Linked DNA regions of Homo sapiens: region 2 is linked to region 1. The links are chromatin contacts, found by Hi-C or POLR2A ChIA-PET in ENCODE. All regions are on one chromosome and are shown on one strand. The core of a region is the stretch at or near the end of the contact, and the rest is flanking DNA. Distances in the headings are between cores, read along the strand shown. Region 1 has its middle 49 kb from the start of LAMP2. Region 2 overlaps ATP1B4 (ATPase Na+/K+ transporting family member beta 4).

What was found. Hi-C counts contacts between places; a loop is a spot of excess contacts on that map. ChIA-PET counts read pairs that join two places held with the same protein, here RNA polymerase II (POLR2A). Pooled maps may share reads with other maps.
Region 2: a loop to region 1 is called in a pooled map, with 2.0 times the contacts of the local background. The contact joins two enhancer-like sites. A Hi-C loop is called at or near these places in 1 of 168 maps with a recorded cell type or tissue (dorsolateral prefrontal cortex) and 1 of 50 pooled maps. POLR2A ChIA-PET finds 5 or more read pairs at or near these places in 2 of 52 experiments (HEK293 and HepG2).

The regions. Positions count from the first base shown.
Region 1 is chrX:120,418,111-120,421,567 of GRCh38, reverse strand. No RefSeq gene overlaps it. Among named protein-coding and RNA genes, the nearest start is that of LAMP2, 49 kb to the left of the region's middle. Within about 2 kb of position 1,932, at least 4 of the 41 ENCODE cell types and tissues checked have a DNase peak (open chromatin) inside an H3K27ac peak, as active enhancers do.
Region 2 is chrX:120,363,889-120,367,345 of GRCh38, reverse strand. It overlaps ATP1B4 (ATPase Na+/K+ transporting family member beta 4), which reads right to left. Exons shown (of 8, transcript NM_001142447.3): 2 at 557-821. Among named protein-coding and RNA genes, the nearest start is that of ATP1B4, 3.5 kb to the right of the region's middle. Within about 2 kb of position 1,830, at least 4 of the 41 ENCODE cell types and tissues checked have a DNase peak (open chromatin) inside an H3K27ac peak, as active enhancers do.

The DNA of each region.
Region 1 (3,457 bases), core at 683-3,182:
CATCTAACTACTCGTCTACCACCCAAAAAGTGTTTCTCCCTATCCTTATACCTTACCACAGGCTTGGTACAGAGTCCACCACAGGAGGCTCCAGATTGGAGCCATTACTTCTACAGTTGAGGCCACAACAGAATGTGTACTGTGTCCTGTCTTGATATATATGTACGTATATCTGTAAATAGGTGAGTATATATAAAGTAAATACATCAAAGTATAAACAGCAGTCACCTCCAGGTTTTGGGATTATGGATGGTGTGAATTGTTTTTCATAGTTCTTTTTTGATAAATGCAGTCTATTTTGATAATCAGAAGGGTCTCAGGAAAATGATTTCCCAAGAGAGTGGATTTAAATCTCCTTGATTCTTTCCTGTGTGTCTTGGTTTCTAGAGTTGGCGCTCGAAAAGGAATTAGCAGAAGGAGAGGATTGGGGACATGGCTCCTAGGGGTGTTGGCCTGGTTCTTTCTTGCATTCTGCATGTAAGTGAGAGCTGGCCCCGTGAGAGGACAAAGCCTCCGCTTCTACCAGATATCAGGGCACTCTCCTCATTTGAAACATGTTTTTATCAAGAAAAATTCCTTTATTTTACATTGTTCATTAGTCCAGTCACTTAGCCTTGATCACGCGCAGCTCTCACGCCCCCACAGGAATACAGAAGCATACGTATCCATCAATCTATTGTTCTCTTCTGTGATGCCTGACAGGTGCTTCTCCCCATCCCTGCATATTATCTGCAGAGGTTTCCACAGTAAGGGTCTGAGTTGGAGCCACTACTCGCAGCTGAATGAGAGTGGAAGTTTTGATGGCAAGAGCCTTGGTGGGGGTGGGGATAGGGGACATGCCAACCATCACATGCTGTCCATCTCCTGCATCTCTGTCTCTGCAGGTTTTGCCAGGCCAACACCCCTAGGAGCCATGTCCCCAACCCTCCCCTGCCATTTCCTTTCCTAGCACCAATACTATCCATAGCAACGAAGCCTGACACTTTTGGCATGTCAACCCACTTCCCTTTCTACCATACTGTCTCTATGACTCAAATTTCCTCCATTAGTGTCAATTTTATGGGTCAAGGTATTGGCATACCCTATTAACTGCTATTAATTGGTAAGGGTAAAAGGTTAAGGCACTGTGTTATAGTATAAAAAGCATGGAGTTTAGTGCCAGGCAAATTGGAGTTTGAACCCAGGCTTTACCAACTCCCAATTGAATGACTTTGGGTAGGTGACTGAGTTGCTCCGTCTGTAAAATAGAGTAGAATATTCTCCTTGAAGAACTGTTAAAGGGCGGGGGTAGCTATTATACCTATAACTTTACAGAGATGTGATGGTTACCAACAGGATAATGGCCATAAAGTCTCACATAGAAGGCACTCAATTGTATGAGTAGGCAATTGAGAGGCATCCCTTATACTCATTACCCCAGCATCACAAACAGAATCCCGAGAGTAGGGGAAGGCAACCAACACTTTTTGGGGCCTGAAGAAATTCAGAAACTTATTCAAGGTTGCACAGCTAGTGAATAGCAGAGCAGGTATTTGAACCCAGTTCTCTCTGGTGCCAAAGCTCAGGCTCTTCCCACAAACACCTCACTTACTGCCTTTAGCTACATGTCCCCATCCCCGAATGAAGGGAGAATTGACAGCCAATTTTAGTGATTCTGGACAAAGATTCAGGCAGGTTACTGTGAAAAAAGCCCTGATATGTTGGGTAATCACACTGAGCTATATAAAAAGCTATGCACAGACCTTCAGACATTCCAGTGGACATCAGAGTATATTGTGAAGCCCTAAATGAACCAACTATAATGAGAACTAGGGTTATTTGTTCACATTACACTATGGATGAAAACAAAAGTTCTCAAACTTCAGTGTGCATCAGAAACACCTGCTGGGCCCCACTTCCGGAACTTCTGGGGTCAGGAAGTCTGGGTGGGGCCTGATAATTTGCATTTGTAACAAGATCCTGATGCTTCTGGTCCAGAAACCACACATTGAGAACCACATTAAAATGTACTATAACACTTCCAAGTCTCTGTGTCCTATCTTCCAAAAATTCCAAGGAGCTATCAGCACACGAGTATCACAAAACCTTAGCTGCCAATCCAGAAACCCTAGCTTTGGGTTTGATGTCTCTGATGGACCCTTTCCCCTCCAGCACTCCAAAGTAAGTAACCAAGGCTCTCCTGATAATCGTGACTGTCAGGGAAGTGAGAATGCTGGTGGGGCAGGGCCACTTTTGTTCTCTGTCCCCATTCTTGTGCCCATACCAAGCAGGTAGCCAGCCTCCACTTCCCTTCACCTCAGGGAACATTTGTCTTGTGAGCAGACAGGCTACAGCCTGGCTGTTTTCCAGAATCCTAAACACCTTGATAGGATTATGCATAGGAGAGAGGGGACAGTGACTTGGCAGGCAGAAATGCACAAGGGAAGTTTCTGCACATGGGACATCAGGGGACCTCAGGGAGACAGGACTCAGGGAAATGGCTTAGTGGTACACAGGAGGCTGGATCCCAGACATCAGAGCGCCAAGCCTAGGTAGAAGAAGCATCTTCCTCACCTGACCTCTCATGCCCCACCATCCCTGGAGCAGCCTGCCCTGGAGCAGTCCCATCTTCAAGAAACCATGTGGACAGTGAGGGTAGCAGGAACAATCACGATGTACTGAAGACCCCACAGAGGTGCCCCTAATCCTTGGGTAACTGGTCGGAAGAGGAAGGGCCCTCCAGTAATGAATGAGATTGAACTTCAGTGGGATGGAGGGAAGATACAGATTTAAGCTGCCACCTCTGAGCAAACCGCCCTGACATACACACTACACAGAAGACACAGCAGTCAAGGGCACACTCTTTAGTACTAGTTAGGATCAGAAAACCCTTGACAAAGGTTGATCGTGGTGAGCTGGGCGGGATCTCGTGGGGTAACCCGAGGACACCTTTAGCTCAGATTGAGGTAGATCTAACTAACCACCCCTGGCTCCCTTCTTGCCTTGCAGCAGCTGCCTTGGGGAGCAGAGAGCCTGTAGTGAACACACCAAGAGGGAGAGGAGGGGCCCAGAGGCATTCCCAAGAGTGCTCGCCCCAGTCCAGTTCTATTTTTAACCCACTTATTCCTCCCAAGAGATGCACCATCCAGAGCTTGGTGCCCCTGAGGTCTGTCCTTGGAATCCATTTTGTTCTTCATCCACTGTTGACTGGAAAGGGACTTGGGATGGGGGCAGCCCAAGGCTGAGGGCTAGAGTGTGTAACCAACACCCCCTGCCCTCAAGCACTGTCTTTCTTCAAGACAGCCCAGTGGTCTTTCAGTCAGGCTTGTGGGCAACCAAGAAAATGCCTGTCCCGGCGCGGTGGCTCACGCCTGTAATCCCAGCACTTTGGGAGGCCGATGCGGGCAGATCATGAGGTCAGGAGATCGAGACCATCCTGGCTAACACAGTGAAACCCCATCTCTCAACTAAAAACACA
Region 2 (3,457 bases), core at 581-3,080, 54 kb after region 1:
TCTCCTTCTCTGACATTACCAGGTGATGGGGCCTCATAAAAACACTTGGTCATGTTAGCAGGGATTTGAGTCTCATTTCTTACAAGAAGTCTTCTGCATAGTTCTTTAAACTTTACAGTTTTAACATCTAATTGGGGCCTCACTCTGATCCTGTAAGAGAAGCAAGTCAGGGATTGTTTTCCTCATTTGGCATGTGAGGAAACTGAGGCTCAGAGAGGGGAAATGATGAGTCCACGGTCACGTGGATAGAAAGTGACAGGACTGGGACTTAAAAAAATCATGTGCTTTTTCAACTCATTCTCACTGTCTCTCTGCATTGCAACTGATGTTGAGCCCAGTGGGTTTTGGTTACACAATCAAGTTTGTTCATCCATTTGGAGTTTGTTCTGATGGAATCTGTCCACAGTCTAGGCATTTCCCTAGGCATTGATGCCTTTACATGAAGTGCAAAGAGAAGTTTGCAGACAAGCCCATCCAGCGTATGGTAAAGGAGCCCTGAACACCACACCAAAAGCAAAGGACACCAGACTTTGGCATTGGGACTATTGGGACTTACTCCAACTCTGACCTGTTCGGGCCAGAAACATCCTTCTCTCTGGATCCCACAGGTATTCACTCATGATCTGCAATTTCTGCCACCAGGCATTGCCTGTTGGCTGACCTTGACCCTCTTCCTCCTCCTTTTCCTCCTCTTCCTCCTCTTCTTTCTCCTCCTCTTCTTCCTCCTCCTCCGATTTGGGCACCACCGTCACCCGAGCCTCTTCTTCTGCTTCCTCCTCTTCATCTGCTAAGTAGTTCTGGTTCGCTTCATCCGGATCATCCTGGAACAGTGACAAAACACAATACCCTTTTTGAAAAAAAATGTACAATGGTGCATCCCACCAGCCAAAAATAAATCGAAATGACTCAATATTTGGAGATGCTTCAAATTTCCACTTTCCCATAAACATACATGTTGTTACAAGAGGTGGATTTTCTTTCTCCCTAGTTCTTTTGGAGGAAATATCCTTTCTATGACCCATTTTGACTCAGTATTCTTTCCATAGAGGTGCAAGTTTTATTCTCAGCTTCAGGCATTTGGGCTCTTCTCCAAGGACTGCTCATATCACTACTCTGTTCTGGGGCCTTGACCTCCCACTTAACCTTGTCCTATCAGAGTAGAGGTGAGCTCACACAGGAAGAGGATGGAATAGTCTTAGACATTGTGTCTGTGATAGCAAACTTTCAGTCCAAGCCAGCTTTATCCTAACACCCTGTACACATTCAGCTGCTCAACTTCACCATTTCAAGTTGTGTCTAAAAATAGCCTGGGACGGACATCAGGAGGAGAGGCCAACTGCTGTACCCCTCCTCAAAACTTAGCCTTCCTTCCCAACAGAAACAATAGATGGGCAGTTATTAGCTGCTTCTCTGATTATTGCCCTAGTTTGAATCTCTTCCTACCTTAAATTGGTTGGAAAGACCATCTGAGAGCTGGAACCCCGGGCTTCCTTAGTCTCCCCCTATGCTTAGGCAAAAAGCTGGGCACGTAATACATACTCAGCACATATTTGTTGATTGACTGATTGCAGCCATTACTTGAGATTTGAAACTGTAATCTTCTCTGAGTGGTTCTAAGAAAATTAAACTGAAAAAGAGAGAGGGAGAGAGAAACCTAGACTTCACCAAGTGGTGTTTCAAATGCCTCCCAGCCACAGGCCAGAGAGTTGTATCTTTGCTCTTTGGGGGTTTGCCAAGGCTTATTGCAGCAGCAGAAAATGAGGCTGCCCTCCCTTCTCTGCTGTCCAAGTCTGAAGAGTTGCGGGGCTGTGCACCTGTTGGGTTGGATGTGTCAAACACTAGAGACCAGGGGCTCTGTGCTGCCCCCTCCCGGCCTGATTCCTCAAAGGCCATTTAGAGGGCACCCTGCTAAAAATGCTGCCTTTGTTGGGGGGAGGAGGGCTCAGCAAATTGGATTGTTCAGAATCAGTACAAGTGATACAGAATGACAAGGCTCAGCTCTCAGCATTCAGTCTGCACAGCACTATCTAGCTCTTGATTATAAGCCCTCTTGAATTGCTCTCTAATTTGTTCCAATGTACAGCTCTATATAAAATATCACATCAGAACCGACAGAGACCTTCAAGATTTACTTATCCATCTGAGGCCCAGAGATGGGACAGGATCTAGCCAAAACCATGCAGTAAATTCATGATAGAGTTGACGGTCTCGGAACCTATGTCTCTTGATACCCTGGACAATGATGTTTCTCCTCTATCACATTGAGCACAAGTGCCTAGAGGTAGCTTAGTAGATTAATGAAGCACAGTGCCTTAGGTTCTGTGTTCCTAAACGATTTTAGGGCTCAAGCCTGTAATCCCGACACTTTGGGAGGCCAAGAAAGGAGGATCACTTGAACCCAGGAGTTTGATGACAGCCTGAGCAACATAGTGAGACCCTGTCTCTACAAAATTAAAAAAAAATTAACCAGGCATGGTGGCATGCACCTGTAGTCCTAGCTACTCAGGAGGCTGAGGCAGGAGGATCACTTGAGCCTGGGAGGTCAAGGCTGCAGTGAGCTGTGATCATGCCACTGTACTCCAGCCTGGGTGACAGAGTGAGACATTGTCTCAAAAAAACACAAAAAAAGATTTTAGGTGCTTATTATAATCAAGGATGGCTGACTGACATAGGCTCACAGTGTAAGGCTTAGGAAAATAAACTTCATCACTCAATGATGAATGGATTAATACCTGTTCTTAAATATCTTTCACTTGTGTGTGAACCTATGCACACATTTAAACTCCCAAACTACATTTTGAGCACCCAGAGGGAGATTCCATATTTTCTAGCCTCTCGATGGCCCTCCACAGTGTAAAGCTGACAGTTAAGTACCCAGTGGGTCCTAACCAAATATCAGTGATACCTGCCTGACTTAAAATTCCTGATGCAGGACTCTGCGGGAATGCTCTCACAGAGCTTGTCACCCTGACTGAGCTGTCATGTATATCACAGTGGGTAGCAATCATGGCCCCCAGAGAATCTACTGCACCTGAGAATCTCAGTGAATTTGAAGTATAACATTTCATTGAGGAGAAATATATATTCCCTTTATATTTCCTGAACAATTTTCTTTTCTCTCCATGTTACCTATGCCTGCCTTTAACCTTCCACAGAGGAGGCAGCTGGCCTAGGCCTCAGACTGATCTTATTTGTAGATATTGGCTCTCATGATAATCCCATTACAGATGGCTTGTCATTAAAGCTTTACCCTCCTGAGAAGAATTAATCTTCTCACGGCTAATTTGCCCCTACAGCTCTCACACCCGAGAGGCTGTGAGAGGTTCCTGAGCTTTACTTTAGGAACCTCGAATCTTTTCTCCTCTCCTCTGTTTCCAGGTAAAGGAAATGGTCACACTGTGCAAGAGAGGCCTTCCCCAAAAGATCCTCATTAATTAAATCCTGTGTAAAATGTATC